Regions from separate parts of the Mus musculus genome. Here region 2 is linked to region 1. The links are chromatin contacts, found by Hi-C or POLR2A ChIA-PET in ENCODE. All regions are on one chromosome and are shown on one strand. The core of a region is the stretch at or near the end of the contact, and the rest is flanking DNA. Distances in the headings are between cores, read along the strand shown. Region 1 holds the start of Ankrd28 (ankyrin repeat domain 28). Region 2 has its middle 39 kb from the start of Gm36164.

Region 1 (6,830 bases), core at 1,369-3,868:
ATACAGTAATTCTTTCTTATTCGCTGAATTACATGCTGCCACAAAGTAAATGCTGTCCTATTCTGATTACAGAATGAATGAGGACAATTTCCTTATTTGCTTACTGATTTTATATTTGTCTTCCCTGTGTATCTTGTGTGTGTGTGTATGTGTGTGTGTTCCTGTGGTTGCATATGTGTATGTGGAGGCCGGAAGTCAATGTCCAGTGTTATTCCTCAGGAGTAAAGCAGGCTAGGCTGGCAAGTTAGGAAGCCCCAGGGATTCTCCTGCCTCTGCCTCCCCGTGCAGAGATCCCAAGCATGTGCCATTGTGCCCCAGGTTTTTACTGAGTTTCAGGAATCAAACTCAGATCCTCATGCTGACAGTAAGCTCTTTACTGATTATGTCATTTCCTCATCTCTGACTTTATATCTTTACCATGTAGAACCATTCTCATACTTAAATGTTGAAGAAAATCCTTACTCATGTCTAGCTTCCTTCTATTCTTTGCAAGGTTAAAAAAATTATACTACTTCCTAACTGGAATGTATATAAAGCTGTTGCGTTAAAAGCGGTATCAACTACCTTCCAGATTTAAAATCCTGTGTACATATACAGGTCTTCTCACCTTTCCTCCAAAAACTACTTTGTCTAGCTAATATGCTTTCCCTAGAAATGGAAAACACTAAACTATTGAATCCCACTTCGTTTCTATCATCACTTCTAATGTCTTGAAACATATCAATAAACTGATTTCTAAAAACAAGTGCAATTCCCTTTAAATTAAGAAAAACTCAGTTGTCTTTCAAAAGAACTAGATGAGCCAATTATTTTGTAATACAGTAAGTCTTCCCCAGCAATGCCATCTCATTAACTTACTCATCACGGATTCTCAAGTTTACAGGTAACATTTTAAAAATCAATATCACCACTGAGTGTTAAAGAATATTACACAAAACTGAATCAGTGTTACGACTGCTTCAAAACTGTAGTTACTAAACACTCAAATGCACAGATGCCAATAGATTTTTATTATTTATTCATTTTTTTTTATAAAGTAAGATCTTCTAACAGTCTACCAAATCCCTAACACACACAATGACCAAATCACAAAATACATTTCCAAAAGTGAAGGATTACAACCAAATATTCAGGTACAAAGAGTTACTAGAGTAATAAAGATTAGCTGAAAATCTAGATCTTGAGTTTCATGGTATTAACTACATATGAATTAGATGATCTGGGCTTGAACTCTGCTTGTTATTAACAGATTTTTTTGTTTTTTCCTGACAACTTTGTGCAATGAAAGGTTTTGCTACCTGTGGCTGGTGAGCACTTTTGAAAAGTGTGCTTTTGACTAGCACAACTGAGAAACTGTGCTTTCTTAATTTTAATCAACTCAAAGATTCTATGTGTAGCTAATGGAACATGTTGAACAGTAAAGTTATTCACAGATTTTGAAATACAAACTTATCAACCAGAGTTTTTCAAAGTATCATGCCCTATTGTTAATATCAGCTAAAATTCTGCTGATACCAAATGATACTAAAAGTCAGCATTCAGCCTAAGTAGAATATTCACTTTTTAAGTGAGAATTGACATTAGCTAGACTCAGAACTTAAGTTTTAATTGGTAGAAAATGACATAAAACATTAAGTTTTTCCCTATCGTTTTTGTTAAGCTTGTGCCCACTTTCTGATTGGTTTCCCTTCAAATCTGTTCAGTATCTCCTATTCAGAAAAACAATGGCAAAAGGGGTACTCAAGCATTAATAGGTTCCCGCGACTCCGTAAAATCCACTCGTTACTTTCCCTTTTCTTTAAAAGAGACAAACACTGGGGAGCGTCTGGTAATTCACCTTCTCGCCTTTTTAAAAGGGTAACAAGCGTTCATTCAGACATAGTTGCGATTTCATTGGTAGATACAGAGTTATTTTTCCCAGCCCACAGTGTACTGCAGTCTTCTGAGCACTTCAGGTGTTCTTTGACAAGCTCTTCCTAAGTCAGGAAAACTAAACCAAGATGGTGCAGAATATGCCAAGAGAAAACCAGCCTGGGAATATGCACCGTAACAACCAGTCCCCAGCAGAATCCATCGGCACCGGTGGGTTTGCTTTCGACCGCCACTACCTCTCCGCAGAGACGGTGCGGTGGACCGTGAACCGCCCCGCGAAGCGAACCCGAGGGCAAGGTCGTGACCCCAGGTCACGGCCGCCGCCTGCCCCGCTCCGACTCCGCACCGCAAAGCCACCTGTTAGGCCCGAGCCTCACCTGGCAGGAAAGAGGAGGCGCCTACCCGGCAGCGCGCCGGACGCGAGGGCGGCGAGCGCAGAACCCGCCCCTGTGGCGGCGGCCGCGATCCCCCGGCGGCACGTGGGTTTCTCGGAGCTGGGGCTGCACTGACAGGCGGACGGCCCGCACGGCTGCCGACCCGGGACACCCTCTTCCCTCGCTGCCACCGCGCCGACAGGGCGCCCGGGCGGCCCACGCCGCTGGTCCACCCTCCTCCGACTCCTCGGTGGCGCGATCCCGCCCCGCCGCCCCTCACCTACCTGGTCGCGGAGTTTGAGGAACGCCATGGCGGTCGCCGCTGTTCGGCCACTACCCGCGCCCGGCGGGTAGGTGGCCGGCTACGTTGAAGAGAGCGCGGGCAGGGGGCGGCGCCGCCTCCCCGGCCGCCCGCCGCCGCCGCCGCCGCGAAGAGCCCCGCCGGTCCCGCCTCCTCCAAGGACTCCCGCCCTCTTTCTTCCGTCCTTTCTCTCGCTCTCTCCCTCTAGCTCTCAGCCACCTCCCACACGCAGCCGCCGCCTTCGCCGCCGCCTCACACCCCCTTCCCGAAATACCCCAGCAGCCCCCGCCGCCGCGCCGCTCCAGCCCGCGGCCGCGGCGGCATCCAAACTCCACTCCACAATATTACCACCACCGCCCGCCGCGATTGGCGGCCGCGCGGGGGAGAGGCCAGAGTAAGCCGAGCGCCCATTGGCCACGCCACCGCGCTCGCTCGCTCCCGGGCTCCGCCTCTCCGCGGAGGGAGGGGCGGGGCACAGGAAGCGGCGGCGCGCGGAGCGGGCGGGCCAGGTGGCGGGGCGTCTGGGCGCGCGCCCCGGGCGCGGTGGGCGGAGCCCGGACTGGAGGTGGGGAGGGACGGAAACTGGGTACCGGGTAACGGCCCGGGATGGCACGTGGAGGTGGCGTGCACAAGCTCAGCTCAGTCAGGTGCGGAGAAGGCAGCCGGAGCCGGTGCGAGCCAGGGAGACCTCCGGGCCGATGCTGCTTTCAACAGAGTAGCGAGGGCAGCGGGGAACCGGACTCGCACGTGGAGCGAGAGTGAGAATGTCTCCGCGGGCTTTGGGGGAGACGTGGTCACCGGGGGACTGCTGGCACGCGAGACTGAAGGGTGTGGTCTTCATAGCCTGAACAGGTTGTGACCGCGGAACATTTCTCTCCAAAGCGCCCCTTTCAATCTTGCATGTGTTTTTTTTCCCCCTTTCTTCTTTATCATCAAAAGGGTTTTTGCCTCCCACTTGAAAGAAATCAATTTTTTCAAAAAGATGTGCAGGATTTTCAATAAATAGCATCCTTGGATGGAGAAGAGGAATGACTCCCTCGCCCTGGCACACACACCCACGCCAACCCACAGCTCAGAAAAGGCTTTTCTTTCTTAGGCAGCCGCACACTGTTACCATTCCAGGCTTGTGTGGGAGAAGATTGTTGTTCTCCTGTGTCTGTCAGCCTGGGCGGCTCCAGCCCCTGATTAATAAAAGGTACAGATGGTTAGAACACAAACGTGAGATATCGGGTTGGTTTAAAAAACAAAACCAAACCTCATCTTTTCCCTGCATTGGTGTGTCTCTTGGGACAGACTTTATTTAGAGAATCGATTTGAGCCTAATGGCAGTCTAGAAAAATGGGGATCAGTGCCAGGACTGTCAGTTTATTATAATGCTATTATTAAAAACAACTCTTTAGCCCCATAAGAACAGAAAATATCAAAGTGCAAGATCAAATGCACTAAGAGCCTTCTGATATCTCTTAACATAACTATGCCATAATTCTGCTGAAACAATTGCTTTTCTAAAATTACATTTTTACCATGGTTGGTATTTGCTACTTTAAAATGGAGGAATTCTCATAACTGATGGAAGAGGCTTAGCCAGAAAAAAAAAAATGATTCTTGCTTTGCATTTTCTTCAGTGCCTAATTTCTTTCTGCATCAACTCTGGCCGATGAAATGAGAATTCTGTCACCCCATGTCTCTTTATCAGTGCACTGAAGGTGAATGAATTAGCAGTATGAAAGACTTTGACTTCTCCAAAACAAAGGTGTTATGACAACATTACTAAAATATTTTGTGATTATAATTGTCCATGTGCTACAGCCAATCGAGTTTTGCCTTCCTCGAGGATGAAAGATTTACTCTCTTCTACATGTATGCCTGTTTAACACTGGATGTTGACTCAGCAATTAATACGACTGAACAAACACACAGCCTCAGCATGCTCTCCTCTGGGTTAAAGTTCTAGGATTTAAAAGCACAACAGGTACTTGATTTGGAACACAGAACAAACTGATTTTGGGTAGCAAGCAAGCGGTTTAGAGGGTATGGGTTGAGATAGTGGACCAAATGTGTATTTCAGTGTATTAGGATTGAGGTGATAAAATTTCCTAATGAAGAGTAATTGATTAAAGTATCTTACAGCATTCCATCTCTGCATTAGAGAGGGTGTGATCTTGCTGCAAAGGTTGTTTCAGTACTAGGTGGGCTCACCTTTCTCCATCTTGAACACTTTAACATCTTGTGTGTCTTACTGTTTATTAAGAAGAAAGGTTAGGCATATTACACAGCCTACTCATATCACACAGTCAATCAAGGTAGTAATATTAAAAACTGGGAGTTCTTTAGGACCACTCAGATTCAAAATTAGTATTTTAACAACTATATTTTCATAGCTGTTGAGATAGTAACAACTATTGATTCTGGAAAAAATAGAAAAAATTAAAAATATTTGTGTTCAAGTTTTATTAACATCAAAATATATTATTATTCCTGCATCTGTTAAAATGTAAAAGAGCTTGGCCAGGTATGGCAGTATATGCCTTTTGTCCTAGCACTTGGGAGTAATAGGCAGGTGGATCTCTGTGAGATTGAGGCCATCCTGATCAACAGCAAGTTCCAGGCTGGCCAGGAGGCTATATAGTGATACCCTCTCATAGATAGATAGATAGATAGATAGATAGATAGATAGATAGATAGATAGATAGATAGATAGAGTAAATCTATATTCCTGAAAAGTACTACCTACTACCCCAACGGGACCAGACTGGCCAGGAAGCTACATAGGGAGACCCTGTTATAAATTAGTAAATAAGATAAATCTATATTCCTGAAAAGTATTACCTACATCATACACATAACCAGTGGGACCAAAAATTAAAATGGTGTCAATAAAGTCTCTTTCTTCTTCCTCTTCCTCCTCTGTGTTTGTTTTTATGAATGTGTGCTGTGTGCAACCTTATAGAGGCCCGACAGGATGTCTTCCTCAATCGCTTTCCATCTTTTTTTTTTTTTCAAACAATGTCTCTCACTGAACATGGAACTCCCTGTTGTGGCTAAACTGTCTGGCCAGCAAGATCTGGAATCCAAACTTGGGTCCTCATGCGGAATCATCTCCCAAGTCTTGCGTGTGTCTCTTTGTCTGTATACCACTGATACTCCCTGGCAGCCCTCTTCACTCATTAAGTACTTCTCCGTCATAGAGTCAGGAGTCCTAAGAAGACTCAAATAAAGACTAACTATGTGGTTAAACCCATGAGCCCATGCCTCAGCCATTCACTACTGCCAAGTCTGAGAATGGGTGACAGTCTCCATCAGAACTTCTGTCCAATATAAATAGCACAGATACCATCACCAGGGAAGTTGCTGTAAGCTAATCACCACACAAGATTTTATTTCCTAATCTACTACATGGTAGACACTAAGTACCTTCTTAGATTCCTTACCTAGTGTAATTTTCATTAACCCTTTCATATTGCTGCCTAAAGGAGCTAGCTGTGCTCAGAGTTACCCACCTAACCATTGGCAAGACCTGATGCATAATGCCCTTAAAAACCAGAAAAGCAACTTTTATGATAGGAAATAGACAACTATGAGGGGTTCTTTTGAGCCAGATAATCCCTACTGCACAAAAATGATTTTTCTGAAGAATCAGAACTACCAATAAGATGCAAATGATGGACTGTCAAAGCAGCAAAGTAAGTTCGGAGCCGCAGGAGACACGACAAGAGCCAAGTATTTATCTAACGGAGTTTAGAACGTGGAGAATGGAGAGATTAACTGGAAGCCAATACACAAAGATAATGCCTGCATTTTTCAGACTAGAAGAACACCATGAATTAAAGGAAAAAATGAAGTCTTCCTTTAATTAGAAATAAACTTAAAAATGAAGCGGATAGGTAATAGATAAAGTCTAGAAAACCACGCAGAATACAAAAATGTTAAACTTCTCACTGAAGAAAGTCAGACTTACCTAAAAGGAATGGCAGTCCACTTGTCAGCAGATATATCAGCAACAATGAAGGTGATGAAAAAAGTCTCTGAAATATTGTGACTCCATAACTGAAAAACTAGTTCATCCATCTGTCTGTCTATCTACTAGTCTTTCTTCCTTTTGTTGTTTGTTTGTTTGTCTGCTTGTTCTGTTATTTTGAGACAAGGTTTCCCTGTGTAGCTAGCTAAAGAGTCCTGGGACTCTAGACCAGGCAGACCTTGAACTCAGAGATCTGCCTGCCTCTGCCTCCTGGGTGCTGGGGTTAAAGGTGTGCCCCACCACTGCCACGATTAGTTAAACTATA
Region 2 (6,619 bases), core at 493-2,992, 42 kb after region 1:
TGAGTAAAGGGAGTGGATTCCCGATCAGCTGATTTTCTAGTGGCTCAATCAAGAGCTCTTAAAGCCGTTAGATAAACTGAACAAAGGTCATAGGTACGCTGACCCGCATGCACCCTGGAGGCTGCAGGACAAACACAGGAGTGTGCTCCCATTGGCAGAGTATTGAGGACACTGGGGACATATTGCCCATCACTGTTTTTGGTGGTTCTCTCCTTGGGGCTCCTAGAACTGCCCTACCTGCTTTGAAAGGTTAAAAGTGTCTAGGATTTTATGTCTCTTGCTAAGGCCTCCAGTCAAGGGATGGGGTCCTTTACATCTTTGACAGGAGAAAGAAAGAAAAAAAGAATGATAAGTGAGACAGTTAATTACTGGCTATCTGAAATCCTCTCTAGGATACACAACTTTTGTGAGTCCAAAGAAATGTGGAAATAGCGACTCACTCAAGGTTGTTTGCAGGAGCTGAGTACTGTCAGGGTAAGAACACAGTGTAAGAGGTCTCAGCCTTGTTCTTGCAGTAAAAGCAAATAGAATTAGTTAAAGACACAGAATTAGTATCAACTCCTGTCTGACTATAACTGACTGCTTTATATGCCATCTTAATTATAGACTTTCTAGTGCTGTGATGAAATACTATCACCAAAAAGCAAGTTGTGGAGGAAAGGTTTTATTTAGCTTACATTTTCATATCACTGTTCATCATCGAAGGGAGTCAGGACAGGAACTCAAACAATGCCGGAACCTGGAGGCAGGAGCTGCTGCAGAGGCCATGGAGGGGGGCTGCTTACTTGCTTGTTCAGCCTGCTTTCTCATAGAACCCAGGACCACCACCCTAGGGATGGCCACACACACAGTGGACTGGGCCCTCCCCCATCAGTCACTCATTTAAGAAAATGCCTTACAGCTGGATCTTATGGGGGCATTTCCTAAATAACTTGAGGGAATGGATTTGAACCTCAATCTGAGGTTCCCTTCTTTCTGATAATTCTAGTTTGTGTCAAGTTGACATAAGACTAGCCAGCACACATTGCTGATGTAAATTCAAGAGTTTGAACTACTAAGAACACTACTCTTTAAGCAGTTGGTAAAAATGTGTTGTCAAAATGTACAAAGATATGACAGATCAAAAAAAACCAAGGTGATTGATCAAAACCAGGATACAGCTGGGCAGGAGGCTTGGCATGAGCTTGAGTCCATGCTGGGCTACATTGCACTTGGAGCAGCTAGGAGAGGGTGTACTTTCTAGTGAAGTGATTTGGGCAGAACATCAATAGCCTGTACAAACTTACATACAGAGGGACATACAGAAACATTTTAGCATTTATGGACCTCAGACCGCAAAGTGGACTCAGCAGACAGGGCCAGGACCCTGAGGGATTTCAAGGACTCCCTTACACGGAAGCTTAAGGCCTCGATCCTAAACAAGGCAGGTATTTCTCTTTGTAGGTGGAGATGTAGGTTAGACCTACCTAGGACAGAGTATGGTTCCTATGCCAGTCTTTGGGTACAGCCAAGAAAATGCTAGTCTAAGAAAAAGCAGAGAGAAATCTCCAGCGGGAGCCACCTATGCCAAGGCAGAGGCCCAGCTCCTTGTTCCTCGTTCTTTCTCCTAAGGGATATTTAGTTGAGTGCCTGCGCTGGGCTAGCTACCTTCTTAGGCTGGGAGGGCAAGTTCCAAGGTCATTTTGTGCAGAGGCAGCATGACTAAAATAAGCGATACTGTTGGCTCTTCTTAAGTGTCCCCAGCAAGGGGCAGGCCAAGAGAGGTGGAGTTTGGGAAGGGTGAGAAAGAGCGAGCAAGAGGCCACAGCCAGCTTGTCAGGGAGAAATCTGAGGTCAGCACTCCAAGCTCTCCTGGCCAAGAGGCAGAGTTTAGTAAAGCAAGTTAAGGTCACTACTGAGGAGCCCAGGGCAGAGACGTGAGCACTGCCAGGTTCTGGGGAAGAAGGCAGACAGCACACTCAGTACCCAGTTTGCCAGGCTGTTGAATACGTTAACCCTTACAGCAGCCTTGCAAGATGGTCCAGAAAGATGAAGCTCAGGCTTTCTGAAGTGTACACATCTCCAGGATTTATAATCCGATCCAAGTTCTAATGCAACAAGTCTGCGGGTACATCCAAGACGGTGCAGTTCTAAAATTCTTTAGGTGATAATGCTGATTACTGCTGACCCACAGACCATGGTGGGAACAACAGGAGGTTAAAATCCTGAGAGTGGGTGGAGGTGGCACACACCTTTTATCCAGCACTCAGGAGACAGAGGTAAGCAGACTGATGTGAGTTCTAGGCCAGCCTGGTCTACAAAGAATTTCAGGAGAGCCAGGGCTACACAGAGAAACCGTCTCGAAAACCGAACAAACAAACCCTAGCCATGGGACTGGGGAGATGACTCAGTGGTTAAAGCACTTGCTAACCAGGCCTGAACAACAGAGACTGGATCCCCAGAACACACTGATTGGTGAGTGGGTGTATGTTGTGTGTGTAATTGCAGCTTTGCAAGATGAAGATATGGGATCCCTAGTAAGATGGTTAGCAAGAATTAGCTGGGGGAGGGGGGTGTCTAGGTTTGATTGAGAGACTCAATGTCAACGAATAAGGTTGGAGAGTGATAGAGAATGATTCTCTAAGGTCAACATCTGGCCTCCTTGTATACGTGTGTACATACATGTACTCACACACTTACTATACACACACACGCACTAAATAAAAGCAGAGATGAGGAATACAGGGGAAACCTGACCTCAAAGTCAATAATTTTATAAGAAGTAAAAGGGAGGAAGGGGGGGGACAGGGAGAGGACAGGGTGCTGTTCTGAGGATGGTGTGACCCCTCTGGATGCCAGACAGGTATAGTCACACCAGGAACCTCTCTTCGTTTACTTACTATGTTAATGCTTTTGTTGTGATAAAACACTCTAGTAGCACAACCTAGAGGGCAAAAGATTTCTCTGTGGTAAGGAGTAACATTACCACACAGAGGGCATAGCAGAGCACAGCTGCATCCCACACAACAGCCAGGGAGTGACAAGAGAGGAAGAGACTAAGGACAAGGCCATTGACGGGTACATCTATTGGTAGAGACTTGATCATTTCCCAGAAGTCCTGCCTCTGGGAAACCCTGGATTGGCAGCCATGCCTACATCACATTGGCCTTTTGGAGTGAAACTTCATAGCCAAACAACATTAAGTGGGCTCTGGGAATTTTCTTGGGGGTGTCTACATTCAGTGAAGTGCATCTGGACTAGTGTATTTTAAGTTGCTGTTTATTGTTTAAAATTCAATTAATTTGGGTAGTGTATGTTGTGATAAAATTTACTTTATAGCAGTTAGTTTTAATGAAGCCAAATCTATTTCTTAGTAGACCTGTTAGCCTCCCCCTTCTCCTCCATTTTCCTCTTAAATGGTCTGTTCTTTAAGAACATCTCATGGCCTTTTTTATTAAATTTCTTCCTCTATGTCACTATGGGTTTAAAGACCATGCATTCATAAGATGTTTTAGTTCTTAGAATGCTTTTGTTGGCATTCCCTTCATTTTTGCTTCCATATAATCCCATCAATTTAAGTTGGTGTCATCAGTTCATTTAATAGAGGAGGAATCAGAGACACAAGTTGAGTAAGTTGCTCAAGACTATGTGGCTTCATATGTGGCAGAGGTAACCTGTCACATGCTATTCTGAGCTTTTTATGTAACTCCCCATCCCAACTCTATTATTATTCCATTCCACAGATGAAAAGACAGAGGCCTAAAGGAGTTACTTACTTACTCGAAGCCACTGTGTCAGTATAGAGGTAAAGGCATGGTCCTGCAGAGGCAGCCTGCTTCTGCCACTGTAGCAGCATATGCATAGTGCAGCATACGCTGCAGTGTTTAGAGTCACAGCAAAAATTGTTGGTGAGGATTTGCCAGCTTGTCCTGGAGCAGTGGTATCCTTGCCAGCCACAGAAGGACCTTAAGAAACTTGGGACAATCATTCTCACGGAGGAGGAGGCTACCAACATTGGCAGATGACAAATCCAGCAGTTTAAAATCGTCTCTTGGGCTCAGGGGGCACCACAGCTGCAGAGCATGTGACACATTTGGAGGCCAGGGCTCAAACAACCCCACCCCATTCTGTACCAAGCTAGGTGTTGACTCTGACCTCCCCATGCTCACATGTTCCGACTTGGCACCCGAATCACTGTCCCATCATGAAGTTTTCATCTCGGTGATACCTGCTGAAGACAACCGTACTTGCCCGGAAGGGATTGAGCTTGGGACTTGATATGTAGCCCAGGCTGGCCTCAAAGCCTTGAGCTTCATGCCTCTGTCTACAGAGTCTTGGGATTACAGCTTTATTCTACCAGTCCTGGCTTCAGATGAAGAGACCTTAATGAAGAAACTGGCTGCAGAGGGAGTCTGAAAGCAGTACTTTCCTACTGGAAGCTGATACAAATGGAAACCTGGAAAGACCAAAGAAGAATTACTAGAGTATGTGTGAGTGGATGCCATTGTGGAGCTATATTTGGGGTAGCGTGCAAACATGGCCGGATGGATGTAAAAAGTCAAAAGGGAAGAGATTCCCTGTCTTCTCTCTCCTTCCCCCTAGTCAAGTGCCAGTGTCTTTTTTTGTAGTCCAATCTGATATTAGCTGGCCAGAATGTCTGGCTGGTGGAGTTCAGCAGGGCCAGAATTCTCAGCACAGAACAGGACAAGCCACAGTGACTAGTGCAGGAACACCCTGGCTCTGTCCTCCCACACCAGCAAAAGGAGGAAGGTCCAGTGATGAACATGAAAGACTAACTTAGTTGTCACCAGAGGAAAACAAAAATCAGAATCCTGGCAGGCCGAGGGTCTAATCAGATAAGGATTTTTTCCCCCTAGAAAAACGAGCATGGTAAAAATAAATAAATAAATAAATAAATAAATAAATAAATAAATAATTTTTAAAAAGTGGAAGCCAATGCTGTCTGTTAGAGAGAAACACAAAGAACAGGAACTGTATTGAATCAAGTTGGGTGTCTCCAGGTCTTTCCCCCCTCCCTCCCCCAATTTCACCATGGATCAGTTTGCTGTGGTAAAACTCAATATTAACTTGGTGACTGTTAATATTGTTGGCAATCTGCTATAGCTCTCTCAGGGAGACGCTGTCCTGATCGAATGTCTCAGCAAATTCACAGTATTTTCTTTCTGGATTTTTTTTTTTAGTTTTATTTTATTTTTTAATTATACTTGTGTGTATTTTTTCTGTGTCTGAGTATGCACATGTGAGTGACGGTGTCTGTGGAGGCCAGAGGCACTGGAACCCTGGGTGCTCAGAACCAAACCTGGTTCTTCTGCAAGAGCAGTATGTATTTTTCACTGCTGGGCCATCTCTCCAGCTTCAAATTCACAGCCTTTTAGAAAACAGAATCAAACAATTTAGTATTTTGATAAATGTTTAAGACATTCCTATTTTAACACACTCTTATTTTTATCTTATGTGCCTGAACATTTTACTTATATGTATGTACACCATCAGCATGCAGCATTTAAGGGCAGAAAAGGGCGTTGAATCTATGGAATTGAAATTACAGATGGTTATGTGCCAGCATGTGAGTGCCAGGAACTGAATCTGGGCCATCTGCAAGAGCCACAAGCGCTCTTAACCACTGACCCATTCCTCCAGCCCCAATATTTAAGATGTTTTTAAAGTTAGTTTAAGAAAATGTTCTTATTTGGCATGGTGACACAAGCCTACAATCCTAGTATTCAGGAAATTGAAACAGGAAGATCTCAAAATTGAGGGTAGCCTGGGCTACAGAGTGAGATCTTGTTTCAAAAGAAGTAAATGAAAATCTAAAGTTCTATTTCCTTCATTGGAAATTTCAAGAAATAAAATTCTTGCATAACCACGGGGCCTGAAATGAACAGAAAGTGCCACATGGTCCTCAACAAATATTTGTTAGTCATTATCATTATCTATGACTTCACTTGACAAAATTAAAAAATTACACTCAGTATTCTGACTGCTTTGAGGAATTGGATTCCAGTTTCAGGCAATTTAGTTTTAAAAGGTTTGTATGAATTACAATTGTAGATATAAAGCATATGATACTTTAATGAAACCATCAAGATATTAAGTCTTAATTTTATCAAGCCTCCGGATGCAACAACTAAGATTCAGAAACCACAGAGCGGATAAAACCTGCTCTAAGCACAGTGTGACTGTAGAATGACATCAGGACTGTGTCCACATGGCCTGAATTGTCCCCAAAGACGTATATTGTTGCCTTTTCCTCTAGTATGACTCTTTGGCAGCAGAGCCTCTAAAGTAGTAATTAAGGTTAACAGTATATTTCAGCTTAGTTATATATTTATTGGCATGTTCTTTGAGACAGGGTCTGTCTTTAACCCCTAATACTCTTGCTTCATCCTCCCAAGTGCTAGGATTCCAAATGTGTACCAACAACTTCGACCATGGGGCAGTCCAGCAGCTGCCGGCTACCTGCCTGCCATTCAGGCTGGAAGGCCGCCCGGACACCAACTCTACTTGCCTCTTTATCTTCAACCGAAAGCCAAGAGAACAGAGGGAAGATAAGTGTGTGCTGTTTAGACTACGCAGAATGTGTATTTTTGTCACCACAGCCTGGGATTTTTTTATTATT

What was found. A loop is a pair of places that touch in the nucleus more often than their neighbours do. ChIA-PET counts read pairs that join two places held with the same protein, here RNA polymerase II (POLR2A).
Region 2: a map of gastrocnemius shows a loop between it and region 1 (4-fold over the local background). The contact joins the enhancer-like site here to the promoter of Ankrd28 in region 1. A Hi-C loop is called at or near these places in 2 of 37 maps with a recorded cell type or tissue (both gastrocnemius). POLR2A ChIA-PET finds 5 or more read pairs at or near these places in 1 of 5 experiments (Patski).

What each region holds. Positions count from the first base shown.
Region 1 is chr14:31,827,797-31,834,626 of GRCm38, forward strand. Ankrd28 (ankyrin repeat domain 28) reads right to left here and starts at 2,619. Exons shown (of 28, transcript NM_001024604.2): 1 at 2,531-2,619. The coding sequence starts at 2,557.
Region 2 is chr14:31,870,534-31,877,152 of GRCm38, forward strand. No RefSeq gene overlaps it. Among named protein-coding and RNA genes, the nearest start is that of Gm36164, 39 kb to the right of the region's middle. Within about 2 kb of position 1,743, at least 1 of the 3 ENCODE cell types and tissues checked has a DNase peak (open chromatin) inside an H3K27ac peak, as active enhancers do.